2 separate regions of the Mus musculus genome follow, and region 2 is linked to region 1. The links are chromatin loops, found by intact Hi-C in ENCODE. Cell type or tissue: left cerebral cortex. All regions are shown on one strand.

The links. Peaks named below come from ENCODE experiments on the same cell type or tissue, not always from the same donor. Only the 100,000 strongest peaks of a DNase experiment are listed, where the experiment ranks them.
Region 2: it touches region 1 in a loop (13-fold over the local background); 4 of 42 quality-filtered maps call a loop at or near these places.

What each region holds. Positions count from the first base shown.
Region 1 is chr7:43,492,218-43,500,217 of GRCm38, reverse strand. It overlaps 4931406B18Rik (RIKEN cDNA 4931406B18 gene), which reads left to right. Exons shown (of 8, transcript NM_028737.3): 4 at 764-1,045; 5 at 1,886-2,167; 6 at 2,307-2,409; 7 at 4,484-4,617; 8 at 6,047-8,000. The coding sequence ends at 4,589. Among named protein-coding and RNA genes, the nearest start is that of Iglon5, 6.0 kb to the right of the region's middle. In left cerebral cortex, a CTCF peak has its summit at 4,672 (motif pointing right); a DNase peak (open chromatin) is centred at 4,672; H3K4me3 peaks cover 286 bases.
Region 2 is chr7:43,279,601-43,287,600 of GRCm38, reverse strand. No RefSeq gene overlaps it. Among named protein-coding and RNA genes, the nearest start is that of Zfp715, 30 kb to the left of the region's middle. In left cerebral cortex, a CTCF peak has its summit at 4,223 (motif pointing left); DNase peaks (open chromatin) are centred at 4,236 and 4,534; H3K4me3 peaks cover 521 bases; H3K27ac peaks cover 356 bases.

The sequences.
Region 1 (8,000 bases):
TGCAAGTCTGCAAGGCAGAAGGCAAGGGCTAACATCTGTATGCAAGTCTGCAAGGCATTCTCTTCATTAATAACTGGAGCAGGATGGCTCAGCTCACTGTGGGTGGTATCACCCCAAGACGAGTAGTCCTAGATTGTATAAAAATGCAGACTGAGAAAGCCAATAAGAAGAGTTCCTCTATGGTTTCTGCTTCAGTTCCTGCCTCCAGGTTCCTGCCTCAAGTTCCTGTCGTGATTCCCCTCAATGATGGAGTGTGACATGGAAGTGTAAGGTGAAATAAACTCTCTTCTTTCCGAGTTGCTTTTGGTCATGTCTTTATCACAGAAATAGAAAACAAACCAATAAGTGTGTGTGTGTACACATGTGCATCCCACTGTGTGTGTATGGAAGTCACAGCTTGTGAGCGTCTGTTCTTTCTTCCACAATATGAGTCCTGGGGATCAACTCTGGTTGTTGGAGCTGGTGGCAACTGCCTTTATCTGCTCAGCCTTATTGCTAGTCCCAAATAATATAATTTAAATCATTTTTAAAATCCAGAGTTCAGAATCGAGCTGACATAAGCTCCTTCATCTTGTTCATGTGCCTGGGGGTGAGGGGGAGTGGGCTTTCTGATAGCAGAAATTGGTGAGAAATCATGGGAACATGGCAATCCCAAGTTCTGTGGGACCGTTGGAAGATGTTAGGGGGTTCCAATCAGAAATGCTGTGCAGTGACATGCCTGTAAAATACTAATCTAAACACAACCTTTTCCTCTCTCCTCCAGACCTGACCCAAAACCCAGAGCTTCACATCCCAGAAAGTAGTGTGGCTGGAGAGCCTGTGACTTTGAGCTGTACCATCCAAAGCACCTGCCAAGAGCCCAACGCTCTTTTTCTCTCCTGGAAAGGACCCATCATGTCTTCCAACACAACCATCTCCATTCACCCCTCTTCAGCACTGGCCATTGAACTGAAACCCGAGGACCAGGGCACCACTCTCAGATGCCACTTAAAGCTATCCCTAGATAACTTGTCCAGCAGTAAAGTGGTCAAGCTACAACTGGTCTGTGAGTGCTATGGGTACTACCAGGGCCTATAGTCTGGGAGAAATGTTGGGACCCAGAGGAAGACTTTGGTCCTGAAGGAGAGTGGTTATATTTTGACCACGGGGGGCTGAGAGATCACAGCTAAGAGTAAAGCCTATGTTTGGTGTGGACTTCAAGCACCAAAAATGAAGGAGAAGCCCTCTGGATCTCAAAGTCTCCAAATCTTTTTGGGAATCAAATAAGGTTAGGGGCTATAGAGATGGCTTAAATGGCTGAGAGAGCTCATTATATGCACTTGTTACTTTTCTGTTGCTGTGATAAAACACCATGATCAAGGAAACCTATGAAAGAGTGTTCATTACGGTTCCAAAGGGAGGGATAGAGTCATCATGGCAGACCTAGGAACTACAGCATGATGCTGAGGGCTCACATCCTTCACCATAAGCAAGAAGGAGAGCACACAGGAAATGACCTAGAATTTTTAGCTCTCAAAGCCCACCTCCAGTGACATACTTCCAACAAGGCCACATCTCCTAAACCTCCTCAAATAGCACGATCACCTGGGGACCGAGTGTTCAACTACATGAGCCTCTGCAGCACATTGTCATTCAAACTACCACACCTCTCTTGCAGAAGAACTGAGTTCACTTCCCACCCTCACACCCATGTTGGGCACCTAAACCTGTAATTCTAACTCTAGGGGATCTAGTGCCCTCTTCTGGTCTCGGTGGGCACTGTACTCACGTGCACATACGCAGACACATACATGCACATAGTTTTAAATAAAGTTGGGCTTTGGAGGAAATGAGTGAACGTGTGGATCTCTCTCTCTCTTTGACCTCTGCCCTTTCTTCCCCACAGCACCCACCAGGCTGCTCAACTACTCCTGTTTGCTGAAGAGGACACTCACATGTAGCTGTTCCTTCCATGGGATCCCCACACCTTTGGTGCAGTGGTGGGTGGGAGGAACCCCTGTGAGTGTGAATAGAATAGATGGCATCCTACACCTGACTACCACCACACTAGAACCCTGGACCAATAGCACCATTCACCTCATTTGGGAACCAGAAATCATTAGGAGACTTCGCTGTGAGGGGAAGAACCAATATGGAGTCCATGCTTCTAGAATCTTCTTGATACCAGGTGAATGGAGAGAGGCCCTGTGTGACTGGGGTGGAAGGCCAGCACTGGAGGGCCAGGATGAGCACAAACATGGAGCAGAAGGAAGAGAGTCAAAGTTTGAAGCCTCAGGGTGACCATGTTCTCGTTCCTTTCATTTCAGATAAAAGCTCCGTTTCTAGTGTGTTCCTGAGAGGTCTAATCCAGGGCATTGTGTATGGGGCCATAGCGTCGGCTTTATTCCTCTTCTTCCTCGTTGTGCTGGTGTGAGTTTCAGAGTTCAAATTCAACACCAGACCTTCCCTAAAGCCTGCCATATTGACTAATTTTTAAAACTACATTTATTTTTTTGAGTGTGTGTGCGTGTGCATGTATGTGAGTGTGTGTGTGTGTGTGTGTGTGTGTGTGTGTGCGTGCAAATGCATGTGCCCTTCATAGTATATCTTTAGAGATCAGAGGAGAATTTTGAGGAGTTGACTTTTTGCTTCTGCCATGTGGGTCAGTCTTGACTGAAGGCTCCTTTTCTCACAGAGCCTCTCACTGGTCTTCCATTGACTTATGATGCTTGTTTTCTTCGTTGAATTTTCCTCCAGTTTAGTTTCCATTGAGGTGGGCTCCTTGTTAAGTTCCAGACATTCTTTATTTGCATCTAGGGTTATACATTTCCCTTTAAGCATAAATTTAACTGCATCCCACAGATGTGATTACGAACTATGTTATCACTTGACTGAAACATTTCTGATTTCCATGATGATTTTCAACCTATTAGAAGTATCAATGCTTTCTAGTAAATTCCTCACATTCTCCTTCAGTACCGAAGGTTGCATGTAAGTCTTTGAACATGCTAGACAATTAGCCCACCACTGAATCATGCCCAAACCCCTCACTGGGGGATTCTAGGCAGTTGCTCTACCACTGAGTCTCACCCTAGCCCTCTTTATACTTTCATTTTAAGACAGAGCCTCAATGCACTGGTCTTGGACTGTCTCACCTCCAAAATAGCTGGTATAATAATAGTCCTATGCCACAGGACCAACTGATACTCTTTCTAGCTTAAATTAAATAGGATCATAAAATATATTGTACATAGTGCCAATTTATTTTCCTTGCAGCAAATTTTTTGTTGGAACATTTCTACACGGGCTTAAGTGAAATGAGCATTTCTTACTTGTTGAACTGCAGTCGTGATTCATGCTTCCTTTAAGTCAAATTCATTCACAACGGGACTAGAAAGATGGCTCGGAGTAAAAGTGCTTCCCCTCCAACCCCAAGGGGCTGAATTTGACACCCCCCCCCCCAGGGCTTACATGGTGGAAGAAATAACCAACTCCTGCAAGTTGTCCTCTGGCCTCCACACCCATTAAGAAAGTGTAATTTTACGAAATTCATTGTGTTGCCAAGGTCTCCTTGACTCAGCAAACAAAAGCCAGCCCTAGGTTTATGCAGGGCATGGCTTCCTTACAGCCTCTTCCTGATCTCTGGCAATGCTTTCGAAACCATTTTCAGTCATTTTTAATGGAAGGATGGTTCTCAGACAGGAAATGAAAATTTGGATCTTACTCTCAATTCACACAGAAGCCAAAGGAGGCTTTACATCTGGAAAAGGATAAGAGACCGAGGAACAGCTATAAAGATCTGGCTCCGGCTGTTGGGGTGAGGGGAGGTGTATGATATGACAGACCCCATGGTAGCTATGAAGTCCTCACAGGCAGGTGACTCTTTATATAATCTCTGCTATGTCCATTGAATAAAATACAAAAAAATCTGAGAGTTCCTTGTAGATACATGTGCCAAAAATGTTAAAGAGAAGAAAGAAATATGTAAAATAAACTTGTACCCACACAAAGGGGTGTGTGTGTTTGTGTGTGTGTGTGTGTGTGTGTGTGTGTGTATGTGTGTGTGTGTATGTGTATGTGTGTGTGTGTGTGTGTGTGTGTGTGTGTGTGTGTGTACAGGGATATATAAATAGATTGATTACAGGGCTGCAAGAGAAGCAGAGAGAAGGCACTGCCAGGGGGGTCACAAAGGGCTAGGACTTTGTCTTGTGTTTAATGGGGAACCTCAGGAGGGCAGTGACTAAGAGTTTCTAGGACTTGGAAGGTGATAGCCTAGACACAGGAGGCCAGTAAAGAGGCCAGGAAGGGTCCACATCAAGCTGGTTTGATTTCCTTCAGACGAGTGGGCCGTTCACAGACCCAGCTCATGGAGAGAGCCCGGTGTTCTGGGCGGCAGTCCAGGGCTAGTTTGGGGAATGGCGGCGATGGAAGGGAGTCACGGTGCCCAGCACTGAAGTCGAGGTAGAGCTGAATGCAGCATTCACCACAAGGTTCATTGTCTTAGAATGAAGATGCTTAATTGGTGGGAAGAAAATCAAACCTGCAAGAACAAAGAAGCCCCGACCCCCGTGAAACCAGTTTTGGGAGGAGCCAACGCTGCTGAAGTCTGAAGCTGCAGGTGCACTAGCCTTGGCTCGGGTAAGTACGCTCCACTGGCGGTAGGGACTCAACTCAAGTCCTCTCGGCCTTCTTAGGCACAGCCACCAGAAGGCGCTCATTCCTTGGGAACAGCGATTGCAGCCCTATCCTTGCGCTCAGCTCTGCCCCAGCTTGAATAGAATGGAGGGGCAGAGTCTTAAGTGGATGTGGGTCTGGGTTTGTATATTCTTCTCACCGAGGTCCCATGGAACAGCAGAGCTCTGAAGCGACTACGGCAAGGACCCTGTGGAGCTTCAGGCCTAGCACTGTCCCACGGTGGAGACCTCTGAGAGTAAACCCCATTGTCAATGCTTTGTATGTCAGCTGGGGTTGCCGCAGTATGAGTGCCTTCAAACCACAGATGTTTCCCCCCGCCCCTTAATTCTGGAGGTTAGAGGCCACAATGGGGTGTCCGGATGGCTGTTTTTTCCTAGGGACTCTTTCCTTTACCTGGAGATGTCGGTCTCCTTTCTGTGTCCTCATAGGACCACCTCTGGGTGCATTTACCTCATCATCTTCCCCCTCCTCTCTTTCTTTTTGATCTTTTTTGTTTTCTGTAGCCCCAGGTTGGGATGCAGGGCCTTGCTCATTCTGATACATTCTGAGAGTGGAACGCCTCAAAAGCTCCACCGCTGATCCTCGTCCCTCCCCCAGCCCCTCACCAGTATTCCTGGCACAGGGCTCTTGGACTGAGCACCAGCTAGGCCCCAGCTCCTCAAAAGAGCACTCTTCCACATTTCTATTTTCCCAAACCTTCTTTACGGGTTTTGCTTGTTTGTTTGTTTGTTTTTTGTTTGAGACAGGGTCTCACTAAGTCAACCGAATTAACCTTGAACTCTGAGATCCTCCTGCTTCAACCTCCTAGTTGGTAGGAAGATAGTTGTTCCTTCCCATTTCAACCCTAATTTCTTGTCACAGTCCATGTTGGAATCTAATTCACCCACATGAACCCGATTACCTCAGTAAAGTCTTGTCTCCAAATATAAGTGTATTCTAAGGCGGTAAAGGCTTGGATTTCAGCAAAGAGATTAGGATGAAGGAGTTGGTAGAGTGCTTGCCTAGCATGCAGGAAACTCTGGCTGCTTTGATCCCCAGCATCCTATAAATGGGGTGGGGTGGGGTTCGCACCATATTCATTCCAGCACCGAGACAGAGGCAGAATGATCAGGATTTCAAGCTATGTGGTGAGTTGGAGGTCAGCTTAGACTACATTAGACCCTGTCTCAATCAATCAATCAATCAATCAATCAATCATTATAAATGACAAAAAAATAAGACATTTTCTTGAGCAACACCTTCTACCTATGGCTGAAGATTAAAGAAGTCTGTCTCGATCAATCAATCAATCCATCAATCATCAATCAATCAATCAATCAATAGCAACGACAAAAAAAGAGACATTTTAATGAGCAATACCTTTTACCTACAGCCGAGAGTTAAAGAAGCCAGCCCAGCCCCTTGAGTGGGATACTCAGAACAGGAAGAGCCCTTTCCAACACCAAGGAAAGGCAGCCTCTGTCTCTTCTACAGCCCAGGGCCTTAGAGAGAGAAAGAAGAGTCCACATGGGAACTTCAGGGGGATCATGGTGCACTCCAGACTTCTCTAGCCTGACAGACCTGCAGAGGAGCAAGACACCACCTCCACCTCAGACTCCAGAGACAGAGACCTACAGCCCAGCTCTCCCTGTGGCTGGGCAAACCCACCCCTCTCCAGGCCTTCCCCTTCTCCCCCACCCCTTCCTCTGTTTGCTCTCCCCGTCCTCTTCTATTTTCCCTTTTTTCTCCCTGTCTCTTCCTTTGCTTTCCCTCCTCTTCTCTTCCCCTTCCTTCTTTCCCCCTTCCTCCTCTCTTTCCCCTCCCTGTCTTTCTCTCTCCTCTTCCCACATTCATCCTCCTATTCTTTTTTCTCTGTCTTTCTCTTCTTCCTCCTCCCTCTCCTTCTCTTCCTCTTGTTCTTCTTCCCCTTCCCCTCTTTCATCCTCTTCCTCCCCTCCTCCTCTCCTGTCCTAGCCTCCACGTAGTCTCTTCCAGGGTGGGTGGCCTGGTCCTCGTCTATGGCTCAAGGGCAGGTATCAGGGGAAGCAGGGCCTTGGCTTCACCCAAAAGTCATGCAGGAAAGGGTTGATCAGAAGTTCAAGTATGGGAGCTGGGTTTTGGGGTGCTCTGGAGAGAGCAGTTGTGGGGCAGGCAGAGACAAGAATGAACCTTCTCTGTATGCAGTGAGACTTTCTAAAAACTAGAACAGCCCCGAATACTAAAGCGCACTGCTGGCCACCGTCATCCTGCTGTGGCTGGACCACCATCTCTTTACTGTCTCTTTGTATCTATCTCGTGCTCTTGGCCCCCACCTTCCCATCCCACCCCATCACAACCATGCTTTATTCACATTACTTTGGTTGTTTCGTAGGTTCCGTGCATTTTTGAGGTGTATATGGACCTCTTTTCAGCCACCCCTCTTCTCTTTGAGTTAGGGTTCCACATAGCCCAGGCTGTCCTCCAACTTGATATGTAGCCAAGGATGACCTTGAACTCTTGATTTTCCTGCTTTCCCATGCCTCGGGCAGGGGTTGCAAGCATGCATCTCTATGCCTGGTTTATGTGGTGCTGGGATGGATGCCAGACAAGCACTCTGCTGACCTAGCCACATGCCCTGCCTTTTCTTGCCATTTCTCACTCGTCCCTCCCGTCCTTCTCTTTCCCATTTATCAAACATTTTCCTGTGTACCCAGGTGCCACTCTGCACTGAGTTCTGTGGGAACACATGGTCAGGATGGACTGGTGACCATCCAGACCAAGGCACATATTTATTCAGTAGGGGTATAGAAAGCCAGATATCCCATAGAGGAGAATGCTTCTGTCCCCATCTAGGCTTGGTCACCTCAGGACTGCCTTTTTCTCTTCTTTTCTTCCTCCCTCCCTTTCTTCCTTTCTTTCTTTCTTTCTTTCTTTCTTTCTTTCTTTCTTTCTTTCTTTCTTCCTTCCTTTCTTTCTTTCTTTCTTTCTTTCTATCTTTCTTTCCTACTTTCGACTGCCTTTTTCTTTTCTTTCTTTCTTTCTTTTTTTCTTCCTTCCTTCCTTCCTTCCTCTCTCTCTCTCTCTCTCTCTCTCTCTCTCTCTCTCTCTCTCTCTCTCTCTCTCTCTCTCTCTCTTTATTTCAGATCAAAGGACGACTAAGCACCAAGGGAATGGTTATAATTTAGTCAGCAGCAGGTGGTTGGCTCTGGAGAGATGGCAGAATATATCAGAAAGAGAGGATCAGGCAGACAGCTGTGTGACATCCCTCATTCCTACAGATGAAGGGAGCAACTGAGACTTCAGTCTGAGACCTAATCAATCCAGCAACCCCCGGGACTTGATAGGTTCAACACATCCACCTTACAGAG
Region 2 (8,000 bases), 210 kb after region 1:
ATATATATAAGTTTTGAGGCATATGTATGGAGATCAGAGGATAGAGTTGGTTCTTTTACCATCTGAGTTTCGCGATCAAATTCTATCTGTCAGGGTGGAGAGCAAGCATCTTTACCTAATGAGCCATATCACTAGCCCAAGCCAGTGTTGGTTGACTTTGGGACAGAGGCTGCTATTGATAATTGTGGGGAGAAGCTAGACATACACTTTTCACAAGATGGCTTCTATCACCCCAGCCCGTAATATCGGGTGCACGCAGTGAATCACTGCTGTAGGGGCTGGAGAGACAGCTCAGAGGCTATGAGGACATACCAGTCTTGCTGAGGATCTAGATTTGGTCCCCAGCTCCTACACCAAGTGGCTCACAGTCACCTGCAATTCTAGTTCAGGAGGATCAGATGCTCTTTTCTGACACACTCGTGCACACCTACAGGCGCGTGCACAAATCTCCAGAGTTTCAGGTCCTTAGGGTTGCTTTTTTTTTCAGGACTGGAGAGCTGGCTCAGCAGTTGAGAGAGCTTGCTGCTTGTCTGTTGTGAAGCAGTTTCCTCTGAAATAGAACTTTCCGTCTTGGAGGGGTTAGGAAACAGGATGTACTAAAGGGAGGTGAAACATTCCACCCTGCAAGGAAGCTCATGAAGACTCAGGAAGTGAGGATCTAGAGAATCTCCTTGGCTGCTAAAAGAAGTTACCTGGTGAGGACCCAAGTCCAGTCTTCCAACTGGCTTTAACTCCAGCTCGAGGGGATCCAATGATCCTGGCTTCCCTAGCACTGCCACCCATGAGCAAGTACCCACACAGTAAGTAAACATCACCAAGTCTCCAGGAAGTCCTGGAAACTCACCAGACGCACCATGTCTCTTCCTCCCCCTTCCTTAAGGATGGCTGAGGGATGCTCAGATCAGCCAAACTGCCTGGAAAAAGACTCACTGTGGCTTGTCAAGCTGCCTGCAGATTGTGAGCTCCAGGTTGCCAGGCTTGGTGACCTGTGACCCATACTAAGGTGGCCTTCTGGTGTTTGTAGAGAGGTCATCATATGCTTGTCCATGACTTTGGGGGCATGCTATGATGTGAGAGATCATGTTCCCAGTGAGACTGGACTTCCTGTTCCTTCCCAGCAGGCATGACCCAACCCCAGCTCTTCATTAGAACAAGGGAGCAAGAGGTAGGAGGCAGTGTCCAGATCTCTGTGTGATCGAATCCAGGCTTATGAAGGCCCCCTTTTCAATGAACGGGAAATCTCAGTAACACACTATAGACAGTTCAAGGTCCACAGAAAATACAGAGCAAACTAAAGGGAAAATATGAAACCTCTTCGAAAGATACTGTGTAGGTAGAGATTCTGGGGTCTGAGGATGAGGCTCAGTTGGCAGAGTGCTTGTCTAGGATACCTGCTGCCTTGAGTTTGATTCCCAGCACTGCATAAAGCTAGGTATGGTGGCACACATTCAGCATCTCAGCACTAAGGACCTGGATGCTGGTGGATCAGAAATTCAAGGCTATTTGGGATACGTGAGACCCTGTCTCACAAAACAACAGGTGCAGAGGATGGAGAGATGGGTCACTGGTTAAGAACATGGCGGTTTACAACCGTCTGTAACTGCAGTCCCAGAGGAGCTGATGCCCTCTTCTACCCTCTGTGGGCATCAGGTATGCACATGGTCCATAGACATATATACAAGCAACGCACACTCTCATGAAATTAAAAAAAAAGTGAAAGTGTATGACGTCAATATCTGTTTAAATATTCAATCACTGGCTGGAAAGATGGCTTCAGTGGGCAAGAATGCTTGCTGTAGAAGAATGAAGACTTAAGATCCTTGCACTCACATAAAATGATGGATGGATAGTGTTGTGGTGGTTTGAAAGAGAATGGGCCTCATATGTTCATATATTTGAGTGTTTGGCCCTCAGTGGAACTATTTGTGAAGGATTAGGGGACATGAGTTTCTTGGAGTAGGTATGGCATTCAGGAGATGCGTCACTAGGGGTGGGCTCTGAGGTTTTAAGAGTCCATGCCAAGTCCAGCCTTTTGCCTGCAACTTACAGATACGATGTGGGCTCTCGGACACTGATCCAGCATGATGCCTGCCTTCCTGCAACCGTATTCTCCACTACAGTAATCATAGACTCACCCTCTGAAAATATAAGCCAACCCCCAATTAAGTCCTTTCTTCTCTAAGTTGCCTTGGTCATGGTGACTCTGAACAGCGGACAAGACAGTTGTCATGCAAGCTTATACCCCCAGCACTGTCAAGGTGGAGACAGACGAATTTCTCCAGATTGTTGGTTGTCAGCCTAGGCTACAGGATTAACTAGAAAGATGCCGATTCAAGGGAATATGTTAAAGTGGGATAGAGCAGGACACTTGGTGTCCTCTAGCCGCACATGCATCCACACTAATATGTGCACATACACCATTCTCACTCTGTTAAGTACTGTTGTTTCCCAGTAAGAGGTCCAAAATCCTTAAATGTGGAAACATTTCAGTTTCCCAGGGAGCAAACTGAGTTTGGAGGACACAGAGGGAAAGGAGAGTAAGGCGCTTCCTATCCAAGAGTCTGGTCAAAGCCTCAGAGAGCTGGGAGGGAAGCAGGAACTCTGGCATCAGCATTTGCTGTAGTGACCTCTCTAGAGGCAGTGTTCCTTTCACACATAGATGCTTTTGCCAAAATAGTTACACCCCAGGCTTAAGTGCTTAAGGCGTATATGGCCATGGTCTTTTCCTCAGAAATGGCTTGAAAAGCTCAGATGAAAGTCTGCACAGCAAAGGTGAGACATATAGGATACTCCATCAATCCAAGCACTTTGGAGGCATAGGCAGGCGGATCTCTGAGTTCTAGGGCAGTGTGGTCTATAAAGCAAGTTCTAGGCTAGCCAGAGCTAGATAGTAAGAAGCTGTCTTAATAAACAAGCAAGCAAACAACTGTAGAAGCAAAAAATAAATAAATAAATAAATAAATAAATAAATAAATAAATAAAAGCTGATTTAAGGGATTAAATTGGCACCAGTTTGAGTGACTATGGTCTGAGGAATCCAGGCTTAAGTTACCCCCAATCCCATGTTCCAACGTGGAAAAAAGTCATAAATCCAGGCAAGTTTAAACTACATTGGTGGGTACATCAGAGAGGCAGATGCAATGAGATGGAGGAGATTTTTTTTTAGGCCCAAGATGCAATCTGACTACACTCTTGGCTTCTAGGTTCATGGAAGCTAGTGGTCAGCTAAGTTAATAGCTTCCTTTTAAAAATATTTTTGAGGGGCTGGAGAGATGGCTCAGAGGTTAAGAGCACGGACTGAGCTTCTAAAGGTCCTGAGTTCAAATCCCAGCAACCACATGGTGGCTCACAACCATCCGTAATGAGATCTGACGCCCTCTTCTGGTGCATCTGAAGACAACTACAGTGTACTTACATATAATAAATAAATCTTTTAAAAATATTTTTGAGACAAGATCTCTCTATGCTACACTGGAACTCACTGTGTAGATCTGGCTAGCCTCTAACTCACAGAGACTCACTTGCATCTTCCTCCTAAGAAATGGAATTAAAGGTCAGGGTGTCTCTCCCCCCAACCCCCACCCCCGCCCCATGTCCGGCAAGTTAATAGTTTCTAAAACGTTTTTATCTGTTAGTCACAAGATGTTGGTTCTGCCACAGAAGTGGGCCTGGGAGAGCTGTTCCAGAGGGCTAGAACTAGCCCAAGTAAGTCAATTGGCCTCTGAACCTGCAACATTGTAATCTTTCCACAGTCCTGATTATTCCAATCGGTTTCTGTAGATACAGCTTCTCCCAATATCACCTTGGGACTTGTGTTAGACTTTTACATTATCAAATGTGCCCTTTAAAAACCATACATTGGGGGCTGAAAGATATGGCTCAGTGGTACTTGTTGCTTGTCCAGAGGACCCAAGTTTGATTCCCATCACCTCCATGGTGGTTCACAACCATCTAACTTGTAGGGCATCTGACAACCTCTGTGGACCTGTAGATACCACATGTACAGACACACATGCAAGCAAAAACACTGATCCACATTTTAAAAAGTAAAAGTAAATGTTAGAATTCTGTCTAAGCTTCACCACAGTTACCTGGCAACAGACAGGTATGCTCCTCCCCACAATTACTTGACAATAGCAAGCATGATAGATCTGATATATCTGTACTCCCAGGTTCCTTTTCCTGAAGAAAGTGCGCATATGCCCACTTAGCGCCACCTCGTGGTCAGATCTGGAAATGCATCTAGCGCGGGCTCCACCTCCCATAATTCTTACTCCCTTTCCAGGTCTCTTCTCATCACACTTCTCACGAACGCATAACATCTAAAATCTATTCATTGGTTTTGCAATATACTCTGCCGTGAAACGCGGTGATGTTGAACCGCCAAATGCTGCAGATAATCGGCAGCAGGCGCAGAAGGGAACCGGTGGGATGGCCAAGGGTACCCTGGGCTTGGGTGGCAGAGCACTCCTCTTTGCAGAGCCTTACTGATAGATACAAGCCCATCACATTCGAAAGAAGCAAGCCCTCTGGGTCCAATAGCGAAACCCCCCCACCCCTAACTTGTGGGCCCCTGGGAGTTGTAGGCTGGTGGCTCCACAGCCCTCTGGGAGTCGTAGTCCTTTTGTCAGTCTATGATTTCCTGGGCTTCCCAGCCAACTTGCAACGAGTTCTGCCCAAGTGATTGCCTGGTTCCTCCTAGTGTAGTCTACCCTGTCAGAATTGAAGGCTTCCTTCCCTTCCCCTTCCCCTTCCCCTTCCCCTTCCCCTTCCCCATCCCCTTCCCCTTCCCCTTCCCCTTCCCCTTTCCCTGGATCTAATGAAGATCAGGCTATCCGTGAGCTATATGACAGAGGCTAGCCTTGAACTCCTTAAGACATACACTACAGTGCCTGGGTCTGGTCTCGGCCTTCTCTCCCAGCATTCTGGTAAGCTCCCTATGAGCAATGACAGCCCATTCTGTCTCCTACCCTGGACCTGACCTAAACAGCTTGCTCCTCAGCTGACTTGTTTCGATCAGTGTAGCCCATGTTGATTTCTGTCTCTCCAACCTGGGAGGGTGCATGAAATTACACCCTTCTCTGTCCTGGCTACAACCCCATGGGGGTGAAGCTGGGCTTAGGGGTATTCAAGTAGCTGTAAGAGCCTGGCTTATGGGCCAGAACTATCCTAGGGTTCACAAAAACACTCTCCAGAGCCATGAATGCCTTATTATGTCCAAAGGAAACTCCCATTTCCTTTCCAGAAACCAACTCCTTAGTCTTTCCCTCCTCACACACCTCCTGCCTCCTCTCAACTGGCCCAGCTGTCGTGAGTGCAAATGTATTTGAATCTGCTCCTCCATCTCCCTCACCCAGTTTCTTCTTCCAGATTTTGAGTGAGTCCCCTCTGCTTTATTTCTAGAGACCCAGACTCTCCTGGTCTCCTTTACAGCATCTGCCAGGTTCTGAGTCACGTTGCACCACTGTTTCTGTCCTTGTTGCTCTCTGCTCTATTCACACTCACACCGAAGAATCCTGTTACAGTATAGGTCAGGGATGGACACTTGGCAGGAGCCTGGCCGAGCGAGCATGGAGCCCTAAGTGCAGTTCATGTCAGTAGCCCTACACTTGGGAAGTGGAGCAGAAGTTCAAGCTTCGCTTGGCTATATAGTGACTTACAGGGTCTTCTCCCCCTACCCCCCAAAAAATCTGGATCCAATATGGAGGGTGTGAAACAACATTTGGGGTTGGGGGTCTGTCCTGCTGTCTACCACATGGGTTCCAAGACCATGCAGCAAGATCAGCAGCAAGCATCTTTGCCTGTGCAGCCATCTTACCTGCCCTTCCCATTGTTTTTGTTTTTCCTTATTTAAGGAGCATTTGGACTGTGTACTTTTCCGTCCATGACATGGCCCCTCCCCTAGAATGCTAGTTTCCAGGTTTCCCTTTGTGGGTCACCCATAACCACCGCGGGTTGGGAACTTGGAGACACTCAGTAGATGCTTGAGTAAACGAAACTTTGTTTGATTATGTCTTAAGCTTTCTATTCCTGCACAAACATCAAGACCAAGAAGCAAGTTGGGGAGGAAAGGGTTTATTCAGCTTACATTTCCACATTGCTGTTCATCACCAAAGAAAAGTCAGGACTGGAACTCAAGCAGGTCAGGAGGCAGGAACTGATGCAGAGGCCATAGAGGGGTGTTCTTTACTGGCTTGCTCAGCTTGCTTTCTTATAGAACCCAAGACTACCAGCTCAGGGATGGCACCACCCACAATGGGCCCTCCCACCCTCGATCACTAATTGAGAAAATGCCTTACAGCTGGATCTCATGGAGGTGTTTCCTCAAGGGAGGCTCCTTTCTCTGTGATAACTCCAGCTTGTGTCAAGTAGACACACAAAACCAGCCAGTACAGGTTGTTTGTTTGATTATTTTGTTTTCAGACAGGGTTTCTCTGTGTAGCCCTGGCTGTAGTGGAACTCACTCTGTAGACCAGGCTGGCCTTGAATGCAGAGATGCACTTGTCATTGCCTCTGATGTGCTGGGATTAAAGAGGTGCACCACCACTGGTAGACTAATTTTTCTTTTATTAATTTAGCTGATGTAGAAAATAATGAGTTTCACTGTGGCAATATATATATAATATTATATGTTATATATTACAGTGATATACATACACACACACACACACACACACACACACACACACACACACACACACATATCACTGTAGTTAGTGCAGATTCACCTTCCCACCAGCTCCCTCTTCCCCTTCTTCTGCAGGCCCTCCTCTTTCACATCTCATTCAGCTATACATATGAGATCTAAGGCCGACTTGGCTATATACACCTGTGATCTCAGCACTCAGCAGGTGGAAGAGGATCAGAAATTCATGGTGAGTCTCAAGTACGTGGTGAGTTTGAGGCCAGCGACATGAGACCCTACATGAAGCATACACATGTGTACAACTGTTTAGCAAACGCAATGTTCTGTCTTCAGATTTCTTCTCCTCTTCTCAATATAGTCTCCCTTCTACTTTCATGCCCTGTGTGGTGTACACACACACACACACACACACACACACACACACACACACACTGGATGAGGGGAGCCAGGTTGTGCCAGTGTTCTGCTGGGTGTCTCAGGCACTGGGATCAGTTTGGCCAAAAGTGGAGAACACCTTCAGAAGCTGACTGCAGTTCAGCCAGACCACAGAGGACTTGTGGTGTCTTCAGGCTCACAGTGCGGGTTGAGGTGCCGATAAAGCACAGCTCCCAGCCTGCCTGGGATTGGATCCGGCGAGAACGTCAGGAAGTCTTGAGAATGGGGAGACTTCAGATTTAGAGGGCATGAAAGGTGAGTCCTCAAGAGAGCATGTGGAAAGGAATGCTGCTTTGGGAGCCACTGAGTAACATTTCCATACAATAAAAACTGGAGCCATGTGGACTCAGGCCATTAACATTTACTAAAGTGACAAGATCCATAGGCGAATGTGAGGGAGACACAGCATCTCATTGGCTCGCATGGATACAGGAGGATGTGTACATGCTTTAGGTTCCATTGCTGTGAAGAGGCACCATGACCAAGGCAACTCTTATAAAAGACAACATTTAATTGGGGCTGGCTTACAGCTTCAGAGGTTCAGTGCATTATCATCATGGTGGGAGGCACGGCAGCATACAAGCAGGCATGGTGCTGGAGGAGTCAGAAGTCTTCTATCTTGATCCACAGGCAGCAGATGGGGACTGTATCCTGAAGGCAGCCAGGGTAAACTCTCTTCTTTTGGCAGCTAGGAAAATAGAATTCTACACTGGGTGGTTCTTGAGTATGGGAGAACTCAAAGCCCACCCCTACAGAGACACACTTTTTGCAACAAGGCCACACCTACTCCAACAAGGCCACACCTCCTAGTAGTGCCACTCCTCATGGGCCAAGCTTTTAGAAATATGAGTTTCTGGAGGCCAAACCTATTCAAACCACAACAGTAGGTGAGGGGTAGGTTGAAGCAAGGAGACCAGCA